Regions from separate parts of the Homo sapiens genome. Here region 2 is linked to region 1. Evidence: chromatin contacts called from ENCODE Hi-C or POLR2A ChIA-PET data. All regions are on one chromosome and are shown on one strand. The core of a region is the stretch at or near the end of the contact, and the rest is flanking DNA. Distances in the headings are between cores, read along the strand shown. Region 1 has its middle 340 kb from the start of RARB-AS1. Region 2 overlaps RARB (retinoic acid receptor beta).

Region 1 (5,944 bases), core at 181-2,680:
AGTTTCAGTCCACTGATACTACCTTCAAAGTAAATGAAAATGAATCAACAGAAGGTAAACAAGTTCAGGGAAGAATTTTAAACAGCAAAACCCTTTTAGTCAATTCTTAATAGACTCTTCCCTCTTTTTTGAACAAAATTATGTTAAATGCCTCACATTTTCCTTTCTCACCTTCAAGGACTAATGACAGCTGCAACATTTGATGTATGTGTGATTCTGACATTAATATCTTATTCCCTAGCTGGGCAAAACATGAGAAATTGGCCTTGTGTCAACTTTTTAAAATGACAGGCAGGAACTGTATCTGAGTCTGCCTACTGTTGTATCTTCAGCGCCTAGCACTCTACCAAATGTATCCAGACCCTTCATTAATATGTGTTAAATTGTTGAGAGGAAGAAAGGAAGGAAAGAAGGAAGTCTATTTTTATATATATTTAGGGCTAAAAAAAACAAATCCTCGAGTTCTCACTTATCAGACCTTGTCGTAGTAATCAGCCTGGGATTGGTGTTCAAGGTTCCATGTGCTAGGAGTCGTGGTACATGGCCGGCACATGCCTGGCTTATAATAAATACTTGAAATATTTCTAGGGAAGTAAATGAATGTGTCTCTCTTGTTCCCTGCAAATACTGTCTGGAAAATGGAAGATATTCAACTTTTTGTAGATGGAATGAATAGTTAATTTAAGTAAGTATCTTTCTAATATTACTGAAAGATTCCACAACCAAATAGAACTTCTTCCTAGCAGCATTAGGACCTACAGGATAAAATAGCCAACTGACTATAGAAGGCCAGTACTGGAATCTTTGAACCATTCTTTCCCCCAGACAGCAGTCCTGTCTCTCTTTATTAATCTCCATTGTTCTCAGTGAATGCCCTGTTTATATCTGACAGTTTATAGTTTGAAGGGGGAATCATGAACCTTACAATCAAAGTCCTCCCGGCATTTTTTTGTTCTACTTGGAGGAATGGACTATGACCAATGACTTCTGAAAGACAAGTTTCGAAAACCTAAAAAGTTTAGTTTGGTTATTTCAGTGGCATCAGGAGGTTTGAGAGGAGCGGAAGATGTCAGGTCTGTTTCTAGGAAATGACTGGCCTAACAGCTGGAATAGCAAAAGTACAGTGCCTTCTTGCAAAAGCAACTTTCCTGGGTGTTTGATGGAGAAAGGAGAGTCTTAAACCTCTGAGCCAGGAGGAGAGACCGAAATGTTGTGCATTTATAGATAGGTCAGTGAGCTTTCTGGTTTCCCTCTCCCTTTCTTCTCTCCCCTAATTAACAGAGTTGAGGAAGACTGGGGTTCTGCAGTGAGACAGGAGGGGGGTTTATCAGGAGGCCCTTCCGAGAGAGAAAGCGAGGTAACTCTTTGTATCTGAGAGGTTTAAGTAAATGGACAGCCTGTTGGCTCCCTTCCTGACATTCAAAGCCAGAGCTCCCTCCCTCCAGAGGAGTGTCCTGTTTCTGTGTGTTCATTGTTTGGGGCCTCTGTTTGTGTTCAACTGTCAAAACGACTTCAGTGTTGCTACTTCTACTACAGTGTGTGAGTTGGTTTGTGTACCAGAACAATGAGACATGACTGAACAGTTTTTTTCAGATTTATATTTTCTAATGCCTCATGAACCTTTTAAAAAATGTAAGCTATGAGTCTGTGGAATACAAAATTCATTGTTAAGGAATTGAATCTGTTACTTAGGGAAATTACAAGCATATTAAGTTCAGCTGCCTTAGCAAAGCTTCAGAACTTCTTAAGGTTTAATATTTTTATTAGTTCCAAAATAAAATTTAATGTAGCCTTTTTCTTAAAATGTTTTAATGAATGTAAACTAAAGAGGACAGTTGTAAATACAGTTAAATCACAACATGACTTAGTATTTTATTATACATAGGAAAATGGTTTGATCAGATTTAATATTCATTAGACCTGGCTTTTCAATAGCTTGGATAAATATGTTCCTTTTTATTAGAAATCTGTCATACCCAGGGCATAGGCCAACATGTTGGCTTTGTAAATCATGTAGTCTGCCCGGCTCTTTTGGTCCTAGATCAGAAAGAGGCTTTTGCAAACCCACCATTTCTGGGGTTGAATGGGAAATTAGGGAAAGAAAATGAGGTCAAGAAAGGCATGGAGAAAAAAACCGCTGGGCCTGTTGGCCTGAGCACCCCCTAGAAAATATGCTGGGGTAGACTGATAAGCTCAAAGGCTTGTGTAATTTTCTTGCATATGCCTTTGAAAAACTGCAGAAAAGGATCAAAATAGTCAGTCTCCTAAGTTATTCCCTAAGTGAATAGAGACTGAGAAACTACAGGTCATTCATAGAGCAATTTTAAGATCTATTGAAGACTTTGATATTCTGGAAGGCAGCACTCTTTAAGACAAGATATCCTAGGCTTCTATTGGGGTATAAAAAATATTATAATTTTTTTATTTTTGAGACAGGGTCTCACTCTGTCACCCAGGCTGGAGAGCAGTGGTGTGATCTTGGCTCACTGCAGCCTCTACTCCTGGGTTCAAGTGATTCTCCCACCTTAGCCTCCCTGAGTAGCTGGGATTGCAGGCACACACCACCATGCTCAGCTAATTTTTGTATTTTTTGATAGAGACGGGGTTTCACCATGTTGGTCAGGCTGGTTTCAAACTCCTGTCCTCAAGTGATCCTCCCACCTCGGCCTCCCAAAATGCTGGCATTACAGGCATGAACCACCACTCCTGGCCTATAATTGATAATTTATATTAGTTAGTAGATTTTATTAAAATATTAAGCTTGACTAATAGTTAATATATGAGTAAACTATAGTAGGTGCATATAATTTATAAGTTAATACACGTGTGTTGGGAGTGCTTGCTAATTTTTTAAGAGATGTGCACTCAGCCACTGCTGTTTTGGCTCAGGAACACTTATTTCCTAGAACATAGCAGGGAGAATGTGCCTCTATATTTTATCCTGTGCCCAGAGTCTTAAATTTTTCTTCAAATTTATTTGTGGTGTATCATTGGACCACCCTTGTCACTAAGAGCTCCAGTGTCTCATGTGGCAAATGATAATATTATTCTAAATTCTCTTCCATTTGCAAAGACTTCTGGAGGAATTTGTCTTGAGCTTTACAGATTACTTACAGAAAAGAGCCCAGGAGTTATTGCTATCCATTGGGTAATTAGGTAATTCCAAGGAAAATAATAAAACTATTTTGTGCCTGGGAGATTAGAATGGCAAATGGTGACTCATATTAGTCAGCTGAGTAATTATGTAATTACAAAAGAAAGAGAAAAAAACCCTTCAGATTGTTTTTCCTAAGAGGCCCTTTTGGAAGCGTTCCAGCCCATCAGGTACTTATGTAATTAGGTCAGGGGCACAATCCATAAGGAAAAGCTGGGGGATTCATTAAAAAAAATGTTTATGTAAAAGAAACCTGTGAAAAAGAAAAGGAGTTTTTAAAGGATTCACTCAGACTCTACATCTACTATATTGGATGTCATAGCAAATGTCAAGGAACACGGTGTTGCATAGTAACTAGAGGCCATTGTGTACATGGGGAAATGAAGGGCAGTAGCATATTTTGGAGTAATCACCACTATCTATTTAGCCTATGCTAAGTGCTCTCTCTCAATCACTCAATACAGTAGGTCTTTTGTTTTCCCTGTTTTTGCAAATAAGTAAACAGAGAGGCTCAACAAATTTGAACCTAAGTCCTTTGAATTCCAACACCTAGTCTTCCCACTGTACCATACTGTCTATCTGCATTTCTCACCTGAATTATGCAGGTGGTTTTGCTTGTACAGAGCAGCAGGATGATATGGTTTTCTGTGTCCCCACCCAAATCTCACACCTTGAATTGTAATAATCCCCACCTGTAAAGGGCAGGACAAAGTAGAGATAATTGAATCATGGGGGTGGTTTCTCCTACACAGTTCTCATGGTAGTGAATAAGTCTCATGAGATCTGATGGTTTCATAAATGGGAGTTCCCCTGCACAAGCTCTCTCACCTGCCGCCATGTAAGATGTGCCTTTGCTTCTTTTTTGCCTTCTGCCATAATTGTGAGGCCTCTCCAGCCATGCTGAACTGTGAGTCCACTATAAACCTCTTTTTTATGTAAATTACCCATTCTCAGGTATGTCTTTATTGGCAGTTTGAGAACAGACTCATACACAGGATAATTGCTCATTTCATCTCTTCATTTAGTATATATATTATCTACTTAGTGAAAAGCACTGGATTGAAAAATGGTTAACTTGGTGATTTGGGCCATCTAAGTTACCAATCTGGATTTCCTACTTGGTTGATCTAAATAGCTATACCTTGATTTATGTTTTGTGTAAAGCACTCTTCTGACCCCCATCCAATATATGATATCTTAATTAAGTACACACAACTTTCCTATATGAATACATGTTAATAAATGCAAAATGTTGTCCTGTTTTGAAGGAGTATATTATTCTGTCAAGGGCTTATTTCATTATACAGGTTTGCTTATACATCTTCACTCAAGTTGTTTTCTAAAAATATTTATAATTGTGTCTACATTTCTGGGACATTCTGTGTATACTGATTACTTTTTGTGATGGCAGAAAATTAGTGGTTTCTCTGGCCAAAAGCACTTAATTTCAGATTTCTTTGGTCTTTATCTGATTGCTAGGGTTCATCTGGCCACACTTCCATAATTTTAGGGGATTAAAAACGGCATATTTCTGCAGAGAAAGAAATTAAGCCCACTTTTTTTTTTTTTTTTTTTTTGAGACGGAGTCTCGCTCTGTTGCCCAGGCTGGAGTGCAGTGGCGCGATCTCGGCTCACTGCAAGCTCCGCCTCCCGGGTTCTCGCCATTCTCCTGCCTCAGCCTCCCCAGTAGCTGGGACTAGCGCCCGCCACTGTGCCCGGCTAACTTTTTGTATTTTTAGTAGAGACGGGGTTTCACCGTGTTAGCCAGGATGGTCTCGATCTCCTGACCTTGTGATCCACCTGCCTCGGCCTCCCAGAGTGCTGGGCTTACAGGCGTGAGCCACCGCGCCCAGCTCCAAGACCACTTTTAATTTTATTTCAGTAAATTATATAATTGCCCCTGATACAGAAAGATGAACCATAGTTTTCAGCTGATTTGGAGAAGTTTTGTGGATTAGGCTAGGTCGAAGTATCTCAATAGAAGCAGTGAGACATTTTAGGGATGCCTGTGGAAGAACTAAGGAACTGGGAGAAAGGAAATAGGCTTCAAAAGGCAGGCTGAAGCTCATCAAGAAAAAGGTCCCTCTGCCAAATCTGAAGAAATTTGTCTTCTGCTCCTACAGACTCTAGCATTCACGTGACTTGACTCAGAATTGTCAAAAGTTTGCCAAGTATCGATTTAGGGTTCTAGGAATTTCAGCATTGAATATGGTAGAATATGTATGCTTTTGCCTGGCAAATTATCCTTGCTTATTTACATCACTTTGACTATTCTTTTTCCAGTTGAGGTCCTTGTCATGAAAAGGGTGGGAGACTTACTGGAATAGGCTGTGAGATTCATAAAGGCAGGAATGCACACTTTGAATATTTTACCTCTGTAGATGTATATGTCTATACCACATGCTTTTTATGTAGTGTTAAAAATTAAAGCATCCTATTGGTGTCAGACTTCTGAATAGCGATATAAAGAGAATACATGAAAAAATAAAATTAAAAAATTAAGGATATTATTTTAGCTCAGCATCTTCACATTTGTTTGAAGATACAACTAATCCAAACTGATGTGTTAACTATGGATGATTCCCTGCAAATTTCATCAGCATTTCAGTTAATCACTTGAAACTGCCCAGTGTACTGAAACTGTTTATTTGTTTGATACGTATTTTTGGCATTGTGAATAAAAAGCAAAATATAGTTCTCTCATGGACCTCAAAGTCTAGTAAAGGGAAAGACACGTAGACGGGTAGTTTGTTGTTAGTGATGTGGTGAGCACTATTACACCTAGGAAGA
Region 2 (5,884 bases), core at 1,244-3,743, 550 kb after region 1:
TTCTAGGAAGAGAGGCAACAGAACATAGTTTAAATGACTCATCAGAATCCAAATACATTCTAACTTTTGAGGAAGAAAACCTTTTCGAATAGAATAGTTAGAAACATTTGAGGGCTGCAGTTTGGATATGGATTTCTAAGTGAGTTATTGGCAATTTGCAATGTCCTAAATCCTGGTCTTTTGTTCCTTTCCGACAAATCTCTGGATTCTTTCATTTTTTGCAGGGGACAGATCTCATGCATTCATTTCTTGGCGGCATGTTAAAGCTGCAAAGATTTATTTAGTACCCATTTGATTCCAGACTAGAAACGTATCCCAGGATTTGGGGCCCATAAATATTGAGCATACTAACTTTGTTGTTGTGGTGGTGGTTGTTGAGACAGGGTCTCACTCTGTCACCCAGGCTGAAGTGCAGTGGCGTGATCCCAGCTCACTGCAACCTCCCCCTCCCAGTTCAAGAGATTCTCCAACCTCAGCCTGCCCAGCAGATGGGACTACAGGTGCGCTTCACCAGGCCTGGCTAATTTTTGTACTTTTTGGTAGGGACAGATTTCACCGTGTGGGCCAGGCTGGTCTCGAGTTCCTGACTGCAGATGATCTATCCGCCTTGCCCTCCCAAAGTGCTAACTTTGACTGTCACTTGATAACTCCCTGCACAGACAGTATTTCCTAATGTTTCTCCAGGTAGTTGAAGGAACATCAGGCTGGGGATTGGAAGGCCTGTATTCTAGGCTCTAGCACCATTGCTTGTGTGACCTTGGGCACCACACTTTACTTCCCACTTTCAGGGGAAATGTGAGGCTTTATGCCCAATGACCTCTGGGTTTTCTTACTGCTGTGACATTGGGAATGGCTTCATACCCCATCAGTTACCAAGATGAAGTGAAACAGGTCAACCAGTTGGGAAACCAGTGGAAATGGCTGGGCTAGCTCAGAAAGGCCCCTGGGCAAGTATCTGGGAGGTGAAAATAACGACCCATCAAATGAAGAGAGATCATGGTAGTGTTTTGAGAACTACTCACATTAATGATCAATTGCTAATTCACTATGCCACTTGATCATATAGTAGGAACATTAAGAAGTTTGAGGACATGTCCTGATTTAGATATCTCTCTACCACCCCTCCCAATATAAAACGAAGTTTCTGTTTCCAGGCCACAAGCTCTGCACCCCTCTACAGCAGGCAGGCCAACGTGAATAGTTATGCAGTTATGTGCTGCACAAAAGTGCCCAGTAAGGCCGATATCGAAATCAGTACTGGGCTAAAGATTATCTAACCTTAGAGAGGTGTCTAGGTTTGACTATTGGCGTGGAGAGAAAATGAGGCAGCTGTGGAGCAATGGTTAAAACCATGGGTTCTAGAAAAAGCTGAAATCAAATCATTCTACTAGCTTATGTGACCTAGCATAAGCTATTCAGATTTGTTTCCCCAGCTAATAGTAACAATTCATGGGTTGATAGGAGAAATAATATACTAGTGTTTAGTATGGTACCTGGTAGGTGATCAATAAAACATTAGCTATTACTGTATGTTAGGGATGAAGAGGGCTTACTCATTCAGTTTTCCTCTCGGAGTTTTAACCAATAAGACACTGAAGTCAGACTTTTAAAAATATATACAACAGAGGCGCTGCTGCACCCTCACTCTATAGGATGTCCTGGTGCCTTCCTCCTTATCCACGCTGGAGTCCTTTGTGTAGGGAGAAGGCTGGCTCCTAGGTCACTGCCTTCTTGGAGATTTAGAGAACCCAAAAGCATGTGACCATTGCAGTACAACTGTCCCATCATGGTTCATGTGGTCCAGTGGGTTTGAGGCTCTTGTGGATCCACCACCAGTCAGATAGGACTGTCTTCCCCATGGGAAGTGTCCTGGTCCCAAACCCCCAGTGTTTCCCTGACAAGATGAGAGATTTGACAGAAGTTTTTCTTTTAGGAGACCTGATGGGAATATGGGCAGGATGGAGAGGGCTTTACTACTCCTCCTAGGTAGAGGTCCTGTGTCTTCCTCAGAGGCCACTCCTCTCTGCACATGGCTGTGTAACAGGAATAATGCAGGCCTTTCTGATCACATCTGCCCTCCTGTAGGTTGACACTGAGGTGGACATTCACAGGACTATACCCAGTCAAATTGAATGCCATTATCTGGGAAAAACTTTCAACTTCTTCAACCTCCTGAGTTATTCACTTTTGTCCAGGTGGGATTTACTTCTCTCTGTGCTTCAAGCAGCTCTGAAACTTTTTCAGAGAGAAAAGTCAAGTATGGAAACCTGGTCAGCAGAGACCCTTTATTGTCGGTGCAGAAATGTGGTTCTGGGTGGGGAAGTGCTCTGCAATGCACGGAGCTCCTTACCAGCATTTAGGCTTAATAGGGCAGTGGAAACATGAACCAGGATTGAGTATCTACAGAAGCAAGGCATTTTTAGTTTGTTTTGCTCTGAGTGAGGCCTAGAGGCACAGGGCAGTGAGCAAGAGTCTCCTTAGTAGCTAGCGCCCCAGGGGGCCAACAGGGTTATGTGTCAAGCATACACTGGGTGGGACTGGGAGACTCTGGCAGAGTGACTCAGGCTTTTTGCCTGTAGAAATCCTGCCTACACTTTAGGGTTCGGTTGAAATGCTACCTCTTTATGGATCTGCCCTTGATTTCCTCCTGGCTATTTCTGAGCTTTCCTTTTTCTGAACTCCCTAGTACCTTGCTGGTTTCACTCATGTCCCTTGTATTACAGCTGCCTGTGTAACCGTGTGATCAGAGGCATCATGGGAGAGAGAGCCTAACTTGGGTTTGAGTCAGATTCAGTTACATGTTAACTATGTGACATTGGGCACATCACCTAACCTTTCTGAGCCTTAAGTCCTTCATTTGTAAAATAAGAATAATATTCACTTTACCAAGCTGTTTGAAAGATTGAATGTAGGGTATGTACAAAACTTGATATATACTATGCATTTAATAAATTGTCATTTATTGCAGACTGTAAGCTCTTAAAAAATAGAATCTTATTCATCTTTTTTTTTTTTTATCTCCAGCACCTGGCACAGTGCCTGGGACATAATTAGGCACTCAGTAAATGTTTATTTGAGTCAAGTAATGAATTACTTTTAAAAAGATATTTCTCAAAATTTCTTATGTCCTGTTTAGTGTTTCCTAAAAAACTTTAGCCCCTGGGTTTTGACTTCTGTAGTCTCTTAATGAAAGAGCTAAAGAAGACATTCAACATGTGAAAGGGGGACAGACTGCCCCAAGAGCTCCTTGGAAATCTTCATGTTATTTCCTGCTTACATCTGATTGATGATTTCAGGACAGGATGGCTTAGAACATCCATCAATTTTTTTTTCCTTCCAGATTCTTAGAATTTGCACCAGGTATACCCCAGAACAAGACACCATGACTTTCTCAGACGGCCTTACCCTAAATCGAACTCAGATGCACAATGCTGGATTTGGTCCTCTGACTGACCTTGTGTTCACCTTTGCCAACCAGCTCCTGCCTTTGGAAATGGATGACACAGAAACAGGCCTTCTCAGTGCCATCTGCTTAATCTGTGGAGGTACCAACTATGTAGAAAAGCCTCATGAAATTCCATGAAGAACAGTTTATACTTGTAATTTGTGAAAAATTCCTCATTTCCCTTTTGGAGTTGTTTTACATGGGAAAACATGTGAATAAAGCCAGGCATACATGCCTGGTTTCATTGTATTTTTCCATGTTGTTACAAATTAACTAATGGTATTTGGGATCCTTCTGCTCAGAAAGAAATCCCAAAAAGCTATTACTCCAATTGCCACAGATTTTTTTTCTTAAAGGCAGGATCACACTATTATAAAATGAATTGTCTGGGGACATTTGAATGATGACAAGGGACTTGTATGTGCTGTTTGTTATCTAGTGGGTAGGCATACAAGTATTTGGCTGGGCCCTCCCACCAACCCTTGCAGGACTGGGATAAAATTTAGCTTTCTTCTTTGTAGTGACCCCTACTGGCCTATAGGAGGCTGAATCGTAAGTGGTTAAAAAGTAATGGTTTTAATTAAGGAGCAGATTTATTTTATGCTAAAATAACCATCCTGCTCAAGATTTGTTTTAATTCAGTTTGGTAGTGACACCTTCTGGTCAAAGGAGGTAATTCTTTCCCTGGGACAAAAGCAACCAGGCATCAAAATGTTTATACTACCAAGGGGGGGCAGTTTTTTTTTGTTTTTCAAGTATCACTGCTTAAAGCAACTGCATAAGTCTGCAAATTTGTGTATGTAATTGAATTACCAAATTAATGAACTCATAACAGTAGGAATAAGGAAACAAGGAAGAGGGGAAAAGGGCATAAATCCTGATTTTGTTTAATACTTTATTCCTGGTATCCAGACCGCCAGGACCTTGAGGAACCGACAAAAGTAGATAAGCTACAAGAACCATTGCTGGAAGCACTAAAAATTTATATCAGAAAAAGACGACCCAGCAAGCCTCACATGTTTCCAAAGATCTTAATGAAAATCACAGATCTCCGTAGCATCAGTGCTAAAGGTATGTCTTCGTGCTCTCAGTACTGTAGTCACACAGTGGACTTGAGGGCCTTACCAGGTTGTGTTGCTTTATTCAATTCAGGATGTTTAATGGCTGCTTTTAAAGTCTTGGAACTCATTTCTCATTGAAATCAAAAGGAAATACTATCCCTCCCCCCTCTAAAAAAAAAAAAAAAACACCTCAAATCTTACCCTATTCAATTATCTTAACGATTGAGAGCTTTAAAATTCATGACTGATTAGAAAAACATTGTTTTCAAGAGAATGTACTAAAACAGGCTAATTCTCTAGGTTCATACATTTAATTCCAGCTTTCTACACATCTCTGGTTTATGTTACCTTGACTCCAGTTTTTCTTGAATATCTAAACCTTTGTTAAGTTTCTCTCAATCACTTTAGCCATTGCTCTTTTGTATATAGGCAGATTTTCTTCTGCACACTTCTAAGCAAAGGAATTCTTGCCTAAGAGGTATATTCTTTGCCTAGTGATTTTCTGTTTATGTAGCAACTCAAGCAATTAATAGAGGTGCCTAGATCCATATCACAGTTGAGTGTTTAACAGTAAGGTTTTTCTATGTAGAGAGACAACTCAGCAGCTATCCCTGGTACCAAATGGGCTATTGTCATTCTCCTTTCCCCATCAGACTACTTACTCTGTCTCTGAAGATGTTTGCTAGCCAAGGAATAAACTCTGTATTTCAGAAAGTGCTTAAAAGCACAGGGAACTTGTTTGACAAGCAGTCTTAACTCGAGCTCCTTCTAAGAGGTCTCCTAGATGAGCATTCTGAATTCATCCTTGCATGGAATTAAGAGTAGAAGTAAACAGCAGATACCAGTGTGGTTGTGAATACGGTATCTTTGATTTTTAAAAATGAGGCTGTTTAACATAATACTATCATTCTGTATAGATGACTAGACTAGTGATATCTAATAGAATTTACTGCAATTACAGAAATAATCTGTACTGTCCAGTTCAGTAGCCACCAGACACAAGAGGTTCTCGAGCACTTGAAGTGTGGCTTATGCAACTGAGGCACTGTTTTTCTCATTTTATTTAACAAATTTAAATTTAGCTACCTAGTGGGTATTGTACTGGACAGAGTGCTGCTAAATCTAGTTGTCAATAGTCACTGCACATCGTGAACTCCTCTGTTTGTGGGTAACTGCCATCAACCTGTCTTTTTCAAGATACACTTCTTTCATCAGGAACTTCTCTTTGTAAATTGTTATTTCCTGAAACTAAGACATCATATTTAAACGTCACCATATCTCAGCTGCTTTTCCACAAAGTAAAAATGTTTTAATGGTGTAAAATAAGGATAGCCTCTGGGAGGCATTGTTTGCATAATTTTCTGTTATCAAAAGGAGC

The links. Hi-C counts contacts between places; a loop is a spot of excess contacts on that map. ChIA-PET counts read pairs that join two places held with the same protein, here RNA polymerase II (POLR2A). Pooled maps may share reads with other maps.
Region 2: a loop to region 1 is called in a map of heart right ventricle, with 4 times the contacts of the local background. The contact joins two enhancer-like sites. A Hi-C loop is called at or near these places in 18 of 168 maps with a recorded cell type or tissue (Right ventricle myocardium inferior, ascending aorta, cardiac septum and 10 more), 5 of 37 single-sample maps with no recorded cell type and 15 of 50 pooled maps. POLR2A ChIA-PET finds 5 or more read pairs at or near these places in 1 of 52 experiments (BJ).

The regions. Positions count from the first base shown.
Region 1 is chr3:25,044,043-25,049,986 of GRCh38, forward strand. It overlaps a transcript of RARB not described here. Among named protein-coding and RNA genes, the nearest start is that of RARB-AS1, 340 kb to the right of the region's middle. Within about 2 kb of position 1,431, at least 4 of the 41 ENCODE cell types and tissues checked have a DNase peak (open chromatin) inside an H3K27ac peak, as active enhancers do; they include heart right ventricle, where a contact is called at or near this core.
Region 2 is chr3:25,590,163-25,596,046 of GRCh38, forward strand. RARB (retinoic acid receptor beta) reads left to right here. Exons shown (of 8, transcript NM_000965.5): 6 at 3,341-3,545; 7 at 4,358-4,516. Among named protein-coding and RNA genes, the nearest start is that of TOP2B, 72 kb to the right of the region's middle. Within about 2 kb of position 2,494, at least 12 of the 41 ENCODE cell types and tissues checked have a DNase peak (open chromatin) inside an H3K27ac peak, as active enhancers do; they include heart right ventricle, where a contact is called at or near this core.